Regions from separate parts of the Mus musculus genome. Here region 1 is linked to region 2. The links are chromatin loops, found by intact Hi-C in ENCODE. Cell type or tissue: heart. All regions are shown on one strand.

Evidence for each region. Hi-C counts contacts between places; a loop is a spot of excess contacts. Peaks named below come from ENCODE experiments on the same cell type or tissue, not always from the same donor. Only the 100,000 strongest peaks of a DNase experiment are listed, where the experiment ranks them.
Region 1: a loop joins it to region 2, with 2.2 times the contacts of the local background. A loop is called at or near these places in 16 of 42 quality-filtered maps.

The regions. Positions count from the first base shown.
Region 1 is chr6:31,216,547-31,224,546 of GRCm38, reverse strand. It overlaps Lncpint (long non-protein coding RNA, Trp53 induced transcript), which reads left to right and starts at 6,073. Exons shown (of 4, transcript NR_110471.1): 1 at 6,073-6,473. It overlaps 2210408F21Rik (RIKEN cDNA 2210408F21 gene), which reads right to left and starts at 4,196. Exons shown (of 6, transcript NR_040262.1): 1 at 4,028-4,196. In heart, no CTCF peak of the experiment used is centred here; DNase peaks (open chromatin) are centred at 4,186, 6,126, 7,136, 7,706 and 3 weaker places; H3K4me3 peaks cover 3,693 bases; H3K27ac peaks cover 2,885 bases; H3K27me3 peaks cover 4,266 bases.
Region 2 is chr6:31,395,247-31,403,246 of GRCm38, reverse strand. It overlaps Mkln1 (muskelin 1, intracellular mediator containing kelch motifs), which reads right to left and starts at 4,419. Exons shown (of 18, transcript NM_013791.2): 1 at 4,293-4,419. The coding sequence starts at 4,390. Mkln1os (muskelin 1, intracellular mediator containing kelch motifs, opposite strand) reads left to right here and starts at 4,474. Exons shown (of 3, transcript NR_040300.1): 1 at 4,474-4,632; 2 at 7,453-7,549. In heart, a CTCF peak has its summit at 4,449; DNase peaks (open chromatin) are centred at 3,456 and 4,446; H3K4me3 peaks cover 2,413 bases; H3K27ac peaks cover 2,286 bases.

The DNA of each region.
Region 1 (8,000 bases), 180 kb after region 2:
AATCATCTAACACCCGCAGCTCCTGTTGCTTCTACCTTCTATTCTGTCCCTGCACCTGCCCTTCCTTGCCTTTTTCAATGGTGTTGCTATGACTCTTCTTGTCCTCTACACCCTCTCTTTTGGGGGATTCCATGAACAACTATGGACTCTCACTTACTCTGATGATGCTAACACAGATGTCTCCTGAGTCTCAGCTTCCTCTGGTAAGCAGCACCCAGCTTCGCTCTGATATCCCACAGGCACTTCACCTCAGTAGGTTTAAAATTAAGCTAAGGTCCTGCTCTCTGTGGCCTACTTTTCTTCCTAAGGTCTCTCTCTTGGTGACTGATACTCCTACTATCCTGCCATCCTGTCATCCTGTTTACCTAAATCATAATTCTCCCACCATCTCTCAATCATGCAGAGACAATCAATAATCAGAATCACTTGCCTTACTTATTGAATCCTTTCTCTCTCTCTATTTCCTTTCTTGCTGCCTTCGTTTAAGAGGTTCTCCCTCCCCCTTTTTTTCTTGTGATTCCGAGACAAACTTTTAACGAATCCCCTGGCTTACAGTGTCACTATCAAAGTATGCCACTTTCTAAAGTGGCCATGTGATTATGTCAGAGTGTTCCTTAAAATGAATTAACTTAAATTAACCCAAGTTTGGTTCCCAGTACCCACACGGTGGCTCACAACTGCCTGTAACTTCAGCTCCATGGATACCTAACACCATCTCCTGATCTCCTCTGGCTCCTACATTCAAGTGGTGTACATCCATACACTCGGGTACACATAAATACGCAATATATATTAACCAACAGCTTTCTACTGGCTTTAGAGTAATCCCAAACGTCTTTGAAAGACAAAGCCTTTCACTACACAGAAGCCTGCTTATCTTTCCAGACTTCTGCTATGCATTCATGTGATGTAAATATTTGTGGAGCATCTTTTACTTGCTGGACACCATCCTCTAGGCTCAGCTCCGTGAATGTGCTTTTTAAATCTTAAATTCTTGACATACAGTGCTTTGAGTGGGGTGGGCCTGGAATATCCCTCCCTTTATTATATTTTTCTGGTTGGTTTGCTCACTTCTGTAGCTAAGCACCTCCTTTGAGTTCCCCTGTATATGTCATCTCACTACTGTATGACTGACTGTGTTTTCATGTGCCTCCTCACGGTAGAAGATCCTGCAGGCCATCTTAGCCGTGTTTTATTGATCCTTGTATTTCTAGGGCCACAGCAAGCACTCAATAATGAATTGAGTAACAGAGTTGGGTTTCAAAGTCAGGACTTTTCTTTCCAGCACAAATCTCATATTTCTCCACACTATTCTTTTTAATGTGTTGAATTTGAGGGGTTCTACATTACAACTGGGTGTGTTTCTATCTGTTGCTAATTAAAGCGTGCACAGATAGATGTTTGGCTTCATCAGGATCCAATGGATAACTGTTTTTGAATATCCTTCCTCCATCATCCCTCCACTTTGATGATGGAGGCATTAGGGGTTAATTGCATCTGGAGTTAACTGAGGTCTTTAGTCTCACAAACTCTTGCACCTTTCAGTCTGTTGCTTCTATACCACTACAAGACGAAGAGAGAAGAAATGCATAGGAAACAAGGTAGATCTTACTTATGTGGCAACTGACATTAAAACTCAATGTATTAACAATAAATCACCTTTTACATGAGCACCCCACACCCCAAATTCCCAATCTTTATAGCTAGGCATTAAAGGCTAGGGGCTGGAGAGAAAGTTCAGTGGCTAAGAACACTGGCTGTTCTTCCAAAGGACCCGGATTTAATTCCCAGAGCCCACATGGCAACTCACACCTGTCTGTAACTCTAGTTCCAGGGGATCTGACACCCTTATGCAGATATACATGTCTTTTCACACAGACAGGCATGTAGGCACAACACCAATGTACATTTAAAAAAAAATCTAACAGCTAAAAATTAAAATTGAAATCAACATTGAGATCTCTAGAAGCTTCCATTGGGATACGGACATGCAAAGACCCAAGATGGCTGCCCTAAGCTCACCTCTGTGCACCGAAGTGGAAACCAATCTTTCTTCAATGCCATGTGTGCTTTATTTTTCATCAAACAAATTATCTCCATCAGAACCTACTTATTTACATAGTCTTATCTTTCTGCTATTGCCTTGGTGATATTCTTGTTATAAAGAGGAAGGAACTCGAAGCAAAAATATAAAAAGCAAGGCTGCCTTATCAGGGACATAGGGGAATCAGTAAAGGAGACATTTAGTTCACAAGGTGATGGGATTTCCTATTTGTAAAGTAGCCTCTCAGTCACACTTTGTACTCTCCGGGCCACAATGCCAACCCACGCTTATTTGTCCTTCCTGGGCCTGGAATGAATTCAATTCTACGCCTTATTTAGTCAAATGATTCCTCCAGCTTCAATGTGTACTTCTGTATGCTTCATTTTGGAAACATCATATTTAAATATTTTCTCTTCTTGAGTTTGTTTTAGTTCCAAAGCTGGGGAATGAAGTTTCTTTTGGGGGGGGGCAGGAGGGGGGATGGGTTTTTCTTGCTTTACATGTTAAGAATGGCTTTCTCAAATGGCTAATAAAGTATCCCAGTAGTGCCTTAACCCTCCTACAATGACGTTTTCCACGAGAATTAGCATTTAATTGGGATAATTTGTTGTCAACGGAAAGCAAAGATTCCTTTCCAAGAGGATCAGCGTGATAATGTCTTACCAGCTAGAGCACAGAGACCAAATATAAACCAGTTCTGAGAAACAGGAAGTGAACCTGACTGGTCTAGTCTGAGTGTCCCTGGCAGTGACGCAAATACAGAAATCAAATTAGGAAAACAAGGTATGTGGGTGTGAGGCAATCGATAACAATCCAGGATGCTACAACATAAGCAAAGAAGCCTTCAACCAAATGCCGTTCATTTTAATAACACCCCGAGCAGTTTGATTTCCCTGGAACGCACTGGTGATTAGAGAGCAGGGACGAGCATGAGTTCCCTAGCAACCGCATGTGCTTTTGAGACAGTCATTAGCCTTTCCGTTAATCCCCTCAACCCCTACTTCTAAATGTACGACTGACATTAAAACGTTCCAGAAAGTGCTTCTTGAGATTTCCAGGAGGGACATGGAAAGGAACATAAGATAATAATAATAATAATAATAATAATAATAATAATAACAATAATTGCTGTCCTGAGAACTGCGGGCAGGTGAAAGAGCAGTGTTCCTATGTGCCCAGCCTGTCTCTACAGTTCATTGCTCTCAAGTCTAGGTTTCCAATTCCCCTGGGGGGCGGGGGAGGGGGGAGAAGGGGCAATGGAGGTGAAATTGTCGGGAGTTTAAGGTGGTCTCCTCTTGCTACCTGGAGCAGTATTGTTGTGTCTCTCACAAGCATCCCTCTGAAGGCAGGGTGAACCCTGGAGTGTACAGGTGGCCATTTGTGTAGTGGCAGACTGACTGACAGCTTGGATAGGGCAACATATACCACATTTTCTTTCTCCTTTAAGCCCCATGAATTACCTTGGTGGAAGGAGCTGGTGAAGAAGGGAGGAGGGTGGGCTTTTTCCTATTGATTGTTTAATTGCACCAGAGGCTGCTTGTCTAGGGCCACCGGCCAAGAGCGTTATTTTTGTGGCTAAAGTGGGGTTGGGCCAGTTTCCCAGCCTTTCCCCTAGATTTGAAGAAGACAACCCAGAAAGTCCAGAAAGGCTAGAGGAACCTGGGGTGTGTTGGCCTTTTCATTTCAAGGGTGTCCTACAGCGCCAGGGCTGCTGGGATTAAGTTCCTGCAACCGTGAATCATTGCCTTTAGATGGGTCCTGAGTTCGGGATCTACAACTCCACCCACCGTGTGGCTAAGGACAACTGTCATTAGGCAAATAGTTCTTGCTGCTACTGGCAGACCAACTCTTCTATAGCCTGGGCTCCTATTAGTCGGACACTTGACTCCTTGGGGCTCGGGTAGCTCCTAGCGGTCCCGCCGTCCCACCTAACCCCCCTGCGCGCTCCCTTCCCAAGGCGACCACCTGCGCCTCCCCACTTACCCTCTGCCCCGCGGGGAGGGCCCCTCAGGGTAGCAGAACCCTCCCTGCTCCCAGGCGGCTCAGGGGGAGCTCGGTGTTTGCCTCCAGCCCTTCGCTACCGAGGATCAGGTTCCTCCCCTCCTCCCCCTCCAGCTCCGGCCGCCGCCGCCGCCTCCTTCTTGCATGACACAGCAGAACCGCAGCTGCAGCAGCAAGTCCAAACCATCCGCCCAGGAAGCGCCGCAACCAGGGCTTGGGAGGAGCGGATGGGGCAAGGCAGGGGTCTAACCCAGGGGTAGTCTTGGACCCACTTTCCACCATAAACTCCCTCTTTGCCCAGGGCAAGCCGACAAAATGTGGTTCAAGCTGACCAGGCCGAGCCGTGGAGGAATGCTGGGGTTCGCCCGCAGAAGGGATGGGACCAGAGAGGAGGGGTAAAGGAGACCCCAGTAAAGGGCAGGCCATTTCAGGTGAAGAAAGGTAAGAGGAATCTGTGAAGTCAAGGGCCAGGCTGTGGAGGAGATTAAAGGAGGTCAAAGAGAGGTAAGGGGGTAAGGTTGCTGAGAAGAGAACCAGCTGCTTCTTCCTGCTGCTGCTGCTGCTGGTGGTGGTGGGGTTAAGTATTTGGGAAGGCCTGAGCTGGGTACATAAGCAAAGAGCCTGAGCTGGGCGGTCCAGGCAAAAGAGGGTTAAAAGGATGAAAGAATTAGACTTGAGGTTAGAAGGCCATAAGGATGGGTGTTAGAATTAGAGGGAGACCTAATGCATTCATAAGTGATGGAGAGAGACGGATAATCAAGGCCAGGCCGGAATGTTGGTCCTCTCCCATCCCACTCCTCAGTTACTGAGTTAGTGTTTTCTTATCCTTTTTCCACAATTCTGCCAACCCCGTTTTCCTTATAAAGACGGAAAAGTGTGAACCAACAGAAAAATAGCAATTTAATCATAGATTTTACTTATAGGATGTTTTTCCATGGTACATAAAAATGTAGAGACAGAGAATTGCGATTCGAAGTAGACCCCCCCCCCCACACACCTTGCACACACATACATTGCAAGTCATTAAGACTAAGGACTTCAAACTTAGTTTCCATACATCACTAGACACGAATAAGCCTTTAAACGCTAATACTTAAGTTAAATGCTAGCAGTGGGGACAGAATTGGTGGTTTGGAATATCAGGAAAATGCACGTTTGCGCTCTGTCCACACACACGCATATATATGTATATATAATTTCTAGTGTGTAGCATGCACAGTATGATTAAGGGATAAGCATGTTTCCCTGATCATCTTATTTCCAACCAAGCACGCATTTTATGGCAGTCATCTTGTCACCATTTGGAAGAATGTGGTCAGAAAAGTAGTGCCCAAACTGCCACTTTGGTTTTGTCTGTACCTTACAGGTCATGGCTTCATACCTCACTTCCTGACACAAACAAGTTTTTACTGTTGTCAGCAACAAAGCCCTAATATAGCCGCGGAAGAGAAAAACTGCCTTGCATTTTGCCTCTTGAGAGCATCATCAACAGTTACCGGAGGAATGTAATTCCAGAAAGCTCCGAAACTGGTAGTGATGGTAATTATGGACCAAATGCCCGGTTCTGGTTGTTATTTTCTGGGCATTTCTGTTCTACCAACGATCTGCGAGTGAGCTCACTGAGAGGGCAAATCTGGCTTTTCTTTTTGACTTTGTAAAATTTAATCAGGCCTGATAGGGAACTCACAGCTCTTGGGGGAAAATAAAGTAGGAACCACGAAATGTCATTTTAACAGAGCGTGGGCTTGGTGACTGCAGGAAAGGATTTAAGGACGCTCCTGTTCCGCTTGCTGTGTAATGAGCACTGGCTCCACGCACGCACCGACGCCATAGCTCCCGGATGCAGTGGCTCCCTTATCTGGGCTTTCGCAGCGCCACAAGCCCCTTCGGGATGCTTCGAGGGGCTCCTGGTGGGTGGTGGTACAAATGCTGCCGCCGCCGCCGCCGGCGGTCCTGCTGCTGTTGTTGCTGCTGCAGTCACGTGGGAGCCCCTTTAAGTTTCCATAGAGAGGCCTCTCCGGTGTCACATGATGGACATGATATAATGAAACAACATTGTGGAGAGGAAAGCATTAGGGGAGCCCACGGCTACAAAACAAGTGAGAAGAGGTGGGAGAAAGAGAAACTACGCCACCTCCTCTGCAGCCGAGCGCACGCAGCAGCCTGGCGTGACAAGTGGGCGACGCCAGGGACAGAGAGTGGGGGTCCTCCGCCCGCTCCGGGGACCCTGTCGCCCACCGTGGTGCGCTGAGCAACTTTTAGCCGGCAGCCCCGCACCTGTCTCAGAGTCCCCATCGCTCCCCACCAACCATCATGGGAAAATTCTAGAAGAATACGCTCTCGGAATCTACGTGCGCATCATTTTCCTCCTCACTCCAGAGGAAGGAACCAGAAAAGAGAGCAAAGCGGTGTAGTGTTCAGCCTCAAGGTAAGTTCTTTAGGGTGGGGAAAACGGGTCCAGCAGGACTTGGGGACAGGATTTGGTGCTCAACTCCCACCTTGGGGGTGGAAAAAGCGTCCCCGCACTCTCGGTGAGGCAGATGGGTTGGCGCGTCATCTGTGCTATTTTCCCGGTGGACTCTCTTGACGTCCACCCTCGCAGTCCCCGGGGCCCCCTTACGGTCCCCCACAAGGGGCCTGAGGCAGCGGGCCAGGATGCTCGGCGGGTGAGCGAAGGAAGGTAGGGTTGCTGCGTGAAACGGGCATGTCGGAGCTATTTCGCCATGTTTGTGTTGCTAAGAGCACTTTTTTTTCCCCTTTGCGGTGGCTTGATGCCACATGGCTCCTCCGGAGCTGCTGCCGGGTTGAGAGCGAGTGGTTTTTTTTTTTTTTTTCAATGTCCGCATTCCAGCTAATGTTGCGCAGATAAAATTCAAACTTGAGGTAAACAGACGAAGAGGAGGAGGAGGAGGGGAGGGACCGGCGGGGGGGGGTTGGGGGGGGGGAGGGAGGACTGTTTCCATTTCGAGATCCCACCTCTTCACTCAGAGGAGACCAACATCCCGAACCTAGAGGCAACTCATGCATGGCTCCCACGCCCCCCCACCTCGGCCGTCAACAAGAAGTAAGGGCTGGGGGCGAGCGGTTGGGAGGGACGCGACGTTTTGGTTCTAGGGGGAAGGTGGGGGGAGAGGCAGCCCCTGGGAAGCCGGAGCTTTGACTTCGGCTATTATTTTGGCGGAGGGAAGCAGGATGCGTCCTCTTGCTCTGGAGATGGGGGGTTGTATGTCCCCCCTCTCTATCACTACCTAATCGTGTTGCCTCACTCCCCCCCACCACAGGTTGCCCCCACAGGCGGGATGGGTGGGGCTTTGAGGTTCCAGAAGGCAGGTTACCTAGCAGGTGTGTAGGGTGGGCATTTGGATTTGGTAAGTCGCTTGGATTTGGTAGGAGACCATGGGGGAGGCAAAGCGAGTGCGTAGGTAGAGCTAAGTCTAACGCTTATGTATGGGGGGGGTTGCTTTTAAAACCAAGAGAAAAATCAAGACAGGTCCCCCCCCCCCAATATGTCTGTTTCAGCTCGCAGCGAAGCTGCTGCGTGAGTGTCGAGGACGAGGGCGAGCTTCGTCATGTGGCACACACTGTAGGCTTCTGACAGCTTGGAGCTATCTACCCCCTCCCGCGCGCGCCCGGGGCGGAAGGTGTGGGTTGGGTGGTCCGAGGCGGGTGACGTCCGAGGCGGGGTGGGGACAAGACTCCGGAGCGCCTGGGTCCGCAGCCACGGCTTGCTCGGCACGGCGTGTCAGGGAGGAGGCGGCCACGTGAGGGGTCCGCGGCAGCTCGCGAGCTGAAGGCTGGGGGCGAAGTGCGTAGCAAGAGTCGTGACGGGGGTGACACGCAGCCGCCGTGGCCCTTTGCTCACTGCCCACGCAGAGCCGCGCCGCGGGTGGGTGCGCACTCACGCGCCCGCTCCCGGGAGACCGTTTCCGGCTCAGGGCTCGAGCCCGGGCGGTAA
Region 2 (8,000 bases):
GAAAAACTAAGCAAAGGCTACAACCAACAAAAAGTAGCTCAAGTAAGGAAGACAGAACTACACCAAGTAGATGGTAAAGGCAAGAAGCACATGTTATTATTAGAGATAAAAAGGGACATATTATAACTTTCAAAGGCCCAATTTACTAGAATGATAAAGCTGTAAGTCTGTATACATCTAGTAATGACTTCAAAACATACAGTTCTTAAAGAACTAAAAGGAAAAATTCAGATTCATAACCACAGAATTACCGAGGTACACCTCTCTGTTATAAAAGAGAGAGAGAGAGAGAGAAAGAAAGAAAATATTAACAACCAATAAAACCAGGGATGTAGCTCAATGAAAGAGGACTTGCCTAGCACACACAGGGACAAGTGATGCTGGTTAGCTGGAGCTAAGAAATTAGCGGTGATTAAGAAAAGACCAGCATCAGTGAGTGAAATCTTCTGGGAAGTAATTTCTGAGAGAACAAAGAAGCTGTGTTCCAGAGACAGCCAAGGAAGAATCTCATGTTGGTGGCCAGACTGTGTAAGAGTCACCCTAGACCCTAGATTGAAGACATGAAGGGGTCATGAGAGCAGCTGAGGCTTGGCACCATGAAGAGAGCCTATGAGAGGCTAGTTGTTAAAGTGTAGTCTAGTTGCAGCAAGACCCCAGCAGTTTTGGAGATGCCAGTACCATGGGATGTCCACCAAGATCAACAAGAGCAATGGAGCGGAGGTAGATGAGCCTAGAAGCCAAGCTGTGTGCTACAGAGTGCAGAGCTGGAGAAGTGACCCAAGCAAATCCTGTCTGTAAGCACAGAGCAGCCATATCACACAGTGAAGCAGCTCACGGAGCTTGTGAAGGGAAGTCAGAAAGCCCGGGACCAGAGTCCTCTCTCCAATGCTCTTAGACCCCAGACCTAAACTAGTTAACCTCTCTAAATCTTCCATTCCCTAGCTGTAAAATATAATATCACACTCATACTGGAGTTGGGGCGAATACTAAACATATCTAATTGCACAGAACAATCTGAGAACAGAAGACACTTAATAATTGCTTGTTATTGGTGGAGTTGTTTTAAAATAAGAACGTGTAAGAGGCCCCTGGAAAGCTGTATGCTGTGGGCAAGTCCATACATATTGACCTCAGCTTCCTCAGCTGCAGAACATAGGAAGCTCACTGCACACTGAGCTTAAGAATAAAAACACTATATGAACAAAGCAGCTCAGGAACACCAAACACCCAACAAACTATCACCAGCATCGCTATAACCTACAACAATAAACAGTCAAGAATACAGATCAATGATTTATAAAATGGTTTTACATGTAGTATGTTATCATATCATGTGTCACTTACATGTACCTCTCTTAATTCCAAAATTAGGAATACATTTCAGAAGAAAAAGTAAAATAAAGGAAGATCCATTTAAACACACTGAAAAATAAAAGGCCAATGTGTTAGCATTAAACTTAAAAAAAAAAGTGTGATCTTTAACTAGACCTGTTTTAACATTTTAAGGTCCAAATAGTTTTTTTTGCATTAGAAAAAAAATAGAAGTCCTAGAAAGAAATCTGAGATTGAAATCCTTTTCATGACTTCATGGGGGTGGGAGGGAGGGTTCTAGCCATATGTAGTATATATGCACCTATGTGTACAGAGATAACTGTGTTTGTGCACCCGAGAGGCCAGAGGAGGACCCAGGGTAGCCTACTCTATCACTCTCTGCCTTGTTCCTTTTCTCGCTGAACCTAGAAGCTGGTACCCAGTTAGCCCCAGGGATCCTCCCGTCTCTACCCCACCAAGAGCAATGGGGTCACAAGTGCACCATACAAGACTGAAGACTGTCTATGTTAGCATTTGAACTCAGGTCCTCAAGCTTGTTCACAAACTCTCTCCAGCCGGTATGTGTCTATAAACAACTTAACACAAGCGCCTTTAACAGAATCCCCTCTAATCTCTACAAACCCTCAGACAAAAGCAGTCAAGAAAGCACACTGGGTGGAGAACTGTGGAGCAGGTCCTCTGGATTCAGCTCTGTCCTCACCTAGGTGGATGACCAGAGGCAAATTTGAACCTCTCATCCCTGTTTGCTCATCTGGAAAATGGAGATCTGAGGTCACAGGTGACAACACAGATCTCACAGCCCAGGCTGGCCTTACTTTACTATGTCGCCCAGGATGCCTTACACTTGTCATTCTCCTGCTTCTGCTTCCTAAGGGCTTGCATTACAGGCATCTCCATCCAGGCCCAACACCATGCCCAGTTTTTTGGGATTCTTTAGAAGACTGTTAAGGTTTAAATGAGCTAAAACACTTGAAGTATTCATAAAGATTAGCATGTGAAAGGCATAAGTAATTGCCATTTTTTGTAATTATTACCATCACCCCAAAATGCCTAGATTTCTATCAATAAATATTTGTTCTTTGCTGAACAATTTCAACAAATAGCTGGCTAGACCTTAAAAAAAAATCACACCTGCTTGAGACATTTCATAATACCTTCCACTGTTTCACCCCATTAGAGGTCATTTTAGGGGGCGGGGAAACCAATCTCTTTCTTAAACTTCCTGTCATACAAAGACGTATACTTGCTAACCTAAGTTCAGAACCAAGAATTTTACAACTAAGGCAGACACACACCAGCCTGCCTAACAAAGTTCTCAAACCCAAGCTTCCTAATGCTCATCTGCACTCCTTCACTCCGGACTGCTTAACTCTAAAGGGCTTTAAAATTAAAACTATACTATATGTTTGAAATGTCTTTGTGGTTAAACAAGATACACTAAGTGCAAGTACTAAGTGCAAATAAACTGTTTTCTCTGTGGCCTTAAGGAAGCTATAGCAATGGCTTCTTCCAGCTGCAGTCCAACTGGAACAGCAGGTGCTGTCCCCACTCCAAACTGGAGGCTGACTAAAACCACTATCCCACCAGATCAAGACTCCTTTTAGAAATGCCTCTCTCCTTAACATGCCCATACAACAGGTAATGCAACTGGGATTTGGGCTATCCCAGTCTCATGCCTACACCAGAAGGTAAAGCGATGGCAGACAACCTAAAGTGTAAGTTATCTAACCAAAGACCTGGGGGTGGAAAAAGTCATTCGAGGTAGTTAGTGACACACCACCAACTCTCTAACCTAGACACAAAAAAAAATGTTATCTTCAGATTCAAAGGAGTCAGTCAAAACAAACAACCTTAAAAAGGCCTCCAAAACAAACAACCACACACACACCTCCAAAAGAAAAAACTACCAAAAAAAAACAAAAACAAAAAACAAAAAAACAGAGGTTTACAGAATGAACAGCCACAAGTCCACTTCAAATGAAGGTCGGTGCTTATCCAGCTCACCCTCAAATTAAAAGCTGGGTTCCAATATCAATCAGAGATGTGGCCATGTACCAGCTATCAACAGGCCACAACCGGCCAGATCAGACCACAGGTCAGCCTTCATTGGGCGGGAGCTACAAGGCTTCAGTGCCAACCCTTGACCTGGTGACTAGGAGGAGGGCAGGTGGGCAGTCCGCGGAGGCTGACTCTTCACCCGCAGCTTCAACTTCCAGAGTCCTGACCGACTGGACTCGAGAAATCCAATCTGAACAAACGGGAGGAATTTTAAAAATACGAATGGAACACACTCCCTGTTCAGGACACTCCGGAGATGTAGCAATTTTATTCGAATAGCAACGGAAAACTGCACCCGTTCCTCGTTGTGTTCCTAAGGCCATTTCTGCTGACTTGGTGGTGCCCTCGGGCAAGCCGCACGCCCCCAGACCTGCCCTCCTTCCCTATCTTTTTCAGAACTTCCAGCCCCCCCCCCCGTCCAAAAAAAGCCAAGACACCCCTCTGCCAGTCCTCCAAGTTCTCGCCAGGGTGCGGATGGACTCCCCAACTTCTCTCGCCACTCGTGCAGAGCTAAGCACTTTTACTGCGGGCTCAGGAACTCCGGCGCTGTCCGAGCCGTCCGGGAAGGACCGGGCCCCCGTCGTCGCCCTGACCACCTCCGACGGCGGGGGAGGCTCGCCCGCGGCCCGGGCCCGGAGCCCCGCTCCGCTCCGCCTCACCTCCCGCTGCGCAAGCCCGCCTCGCCGCCGCCACCCGGAGCTCGCTCCCGGGCCCTCAGCCCGGCCTCGGCCCGCCAGGCCGGAGCACTCGGCCGCCGCACTGAGAAGCTCCGGAGGCCGCGCGTTCCCCGTCACAGGCCCCGCCTGGGCCTCTCTCGGCTCCGCTCCCCACACCGCACGCTCTGGCGGGCCGCGCTCTCACCGAGCGGCTCCGACAGCTCGAGCGCGGGGCCCCGCACTTACTCGGGAAGGTAGGTGGAGGAGAAGGAGCTCCACTTATGCAGCGCGTAGGGCAGAAGCCGGCACTCCGGCGCCACAGCAACAGCCCCGCCAGCCGCCATCTTGTCAGCACCGTAGCGGCCACCACCGAGCGCCAGCCCCGCCAGGAGGAGGGCGGGGACGGGGCCTGCTCTTAAAGGGGCCGCGCCGGGAACCCGACCGCGCAGGGCCGGCACTGGCTGCTTGGAGGCCGCTTCCTCGGGTTTCCCACGCTGTCCTTTCCTAGCTGACCCTCCCAGGGAGGCTTTCCTTTCCTGTGAGGCTGGCAGAGGAGTGGCACAGAGGACTTTTCATACAAGCTCAGGTAAAGACAAAGCCAAGGACATTTTGAAAAAAAAAAAAAAAAGAAAGAAACGTCTCCTAGAATAGGAAGGGAAAATTCGATGAGCTTGGGAAGGGAATATCTTTCCATCTTTCCTACTTTGGAAACCACTGCTCTAGCCTGTTTATAAATCCTCTCCGGAAACAGAGGTGAGGAGAATTGAAGTGCAATAATAACGTATGGCCTTTGTCTCTGCAGTTGACCTGGGGTAAAAATGTCCTTGTCACCGTGTTCAAGGGTCAGGTGGAGGCAAGATAAAGGAACAGCTAGTGTGTTCTGCTATCAGTCTGTAAACATTTCTTGTCGGCCTCTCTTACTAATATTCTGATGGCATCGTTGTACCCAGAAATGACATTCGCCCACATACCAGGAAGATGCTCAGAGTTGGAAAGTTGTGTGCCATCATTTGTCTCCGGCATTAAATCTGCTTGCTTTGAATTTTAACATAAATTTAGCCCAAATGTTTGGAAAGAGAGAGATGTTTGAGAAAAGATCGCGTCTTCTTCAGAAGGAATAATGAGTACACCCCACCCACCTCCAACATACATACTGTTCATGAAGCCTGACAGCAGGCATCATTCCAGCTTTTTATCACAAAAGGAACATCTGGCCTAAATAGGTGGCAAAGTTAGATAATGCTCCTGTCTAGTACCTGTTTGTCAGGGTTATAAATATGCCCTTGCTTACCTAGCGGCATCACCCAAAATCGTGTCACTCCCTGCCTAAGAGGTTGGACTCCTGGAAGTTTGGATTGCATCATTGTGTCAACCAGAGGATATTAAAAACTCAAGCAAAGAGTATCTCAATAAATGATCCAATAGTTTTACTCTTTTTGATTATGATCGTTAACCGGCCCATCAAATCTCTCCAATTCTTTATTGGCTTCGTTTCCATTGGTGAAATTTTAGCAGTAGCCTCTACTATGATACCACTAGCAATGTCAGCTAGACCACAAGTATACTCAGTGTTTAAGACTTTGTTGGGAATGAGTATGAGCCCTGAGGTAATGACCCCTGAGGTATTGACCCCTGAGGTAATGACCCCTGAGGTAATGACCCCTGAGGTAATGCTCTAACCCCACTGACTTCAGTTAGATAACTGCCTACCATGGAGGAAGTTAGTTACAGAGAAATTATCTTGGAGGGAAAGATTGTCTTCTAAAAGGGAGAAGATAAGATGGGGATTCACTCCAGTTAGAGGACCCACAATTTGCTAATTCCTCTTCTTTTTGGATCTTAGTAAGTCATTGTTGTTGTTGTTGTTATTGTTGTTGTTGTTTTTCTTCCAGGCAGAGAATTGTATAGTTCCTGATCAACTATATAATGTGAAAAACAGATATAAACCAATTCTTCTTATTGAGATTGTAATTCAATTACAGTATTTCTCCCATCCCTTTCCTTCCTCCAAACCTTCTATATAGCTGTCCCTACTATTCAAATTTATGGCCCCTTTTTCATTAATTGTTATTGCATATATGTACTTGTATATAAATATTTATTCTCCAGTATAACCGGTTGAGTCCGTATAATGTTACCTGAGTTACGTTTTCAGGTGTGACTGTTTGGCACTGGACATTGGCATGACCATTGGCATGACCTCCTCCTTCCCTGGGGAGGCCACTCTCCAGCTCCCAGCTTTACTCGGTGCTTCTCCTCACCTCACCCGCCATGCAGCTTTAAACCAACTCTTCTCAAGTGTTAGACTTTCCTGCAGTTGTTTGTTTGTTTGAGAGGGGAGAGCTGTCATGGTTGTTGTTTTCAAGACAGAATCTTACTTCGTAAACCTAACTGGCCTCGAATTTGCAGAGTACTTCTTACCTCTGCTTCTCTTGAGGACGGGGGTCACCATGCTCAGCTCCTCTGTGGCTTTCTCTTCCCTTCCATTATCAATGGCTTACCAGTGAGCTCTTCAATGAGTGTTCAGCCTCTCTCCTTTTCCTGCTTCCCTACACATGCGTGCGCGAACACACACACACCCTTCCGCACCAGCACTCTATTCCATGACACTAACCACGCATTCCAAATTGCTACTTCCGTGGTGCATATCCTCTCTGCCCTCAAGACATGGTCTCTTCCTAGCCTGGAACACCTCCCACCCCACATTCTACCCTGCTTGTTTTTCAGATCATTTTATCTCAGGAGATCTTACCCCATCACCTACGTTATGGTCACTTGACACTTTCTTCATTTCCCTTAACCCCCGGACTCCCCTCCCTTAGTTTAACAATCACCACACTGTGTTTCTAGTTCTTTTGTGTTTCTCTGTCCTGAAAAGATAACTCCCATTGTGGTAGGAGCCACGCATATCCGGTTCCCAGTCATATCTATGGTTTGTAGTCTCAATGGAGTGTAGCCTAGTACATAGTAGATGCTCAGTGAGTGCTCACTGAGGAAGAAATAAATTGTGCTGAGTTTCAGATAGAGGCTGGGGTACTACATAGGAAAACTGAGTGTCACACACTGTAAATGTCCCTAAGACATGAGCACAGTGTGAGGCCACTCACCATAAGGAGAGCACGGTTTTCTTGTGACACAAATAGGTGCTCCTGTGTTAACAGAAATACAAACAGGTGTGTTGATACTCAGCCCAAAATTTGTAGAAATGTTAAAATAAAATTGGAGACTCAGGAACCTGCAGACTCCTCAGGAGATCCCTGACAAATCAGACTTCTAGGGGTCCATCTTTACCCTCCTCCGCCTTGGAGCATGACTGTGGGTGATGGGATTGTATCCAGAGATGCACATGAGAGGCCTGGGAACAGACAGCAGCCAGACAGTCACCCTGTACCATTGTACTTCACAGAGGGGGTCTATAAAACCATCATGGAGCCGGAGGATCAACAGTGTGATGGCAGCACACAGCCCCAGTGAGCCAGTCTTCTTGTCCCCCAGAGGCCCGTGTGAGTACTTCTCCCAGAGGGTCGCTATCTTAGGGGTTTTCAGGTTTCTCTCTCTCTCTCTCCCTCCCCCCCCCCCCAGAGGAAGACTTATCAAGGAAAGCTCTGATGCCCCAGGCATTCCCGGATGCTAGGGAGACCAGGGTGAGCAGCAGAGCCAGACAAGGCTGCACTTCATAAAGCTACCATGTTCTGTTCGGCCAACACATATATAAGTCATCTAGATAGTCGTACATGCTAAAAAGAGATTAGTCTAGAGTAATTCTTAAATTGACCAGGTTCCCTAAAAAAAAAGGTAATATTTGAGCTAATGCCTATATGTGATGAGGAAGAGCCAACCACTATAAAAGACTGGTTTTGAAAAATTCCAGGCCTTTAAAGCATCATTGACTGATGCAATGCTTTAGCCAAAGAGCCCCAGCTCTCGGTGGTACACGCAGACCCTCGTTGGTTC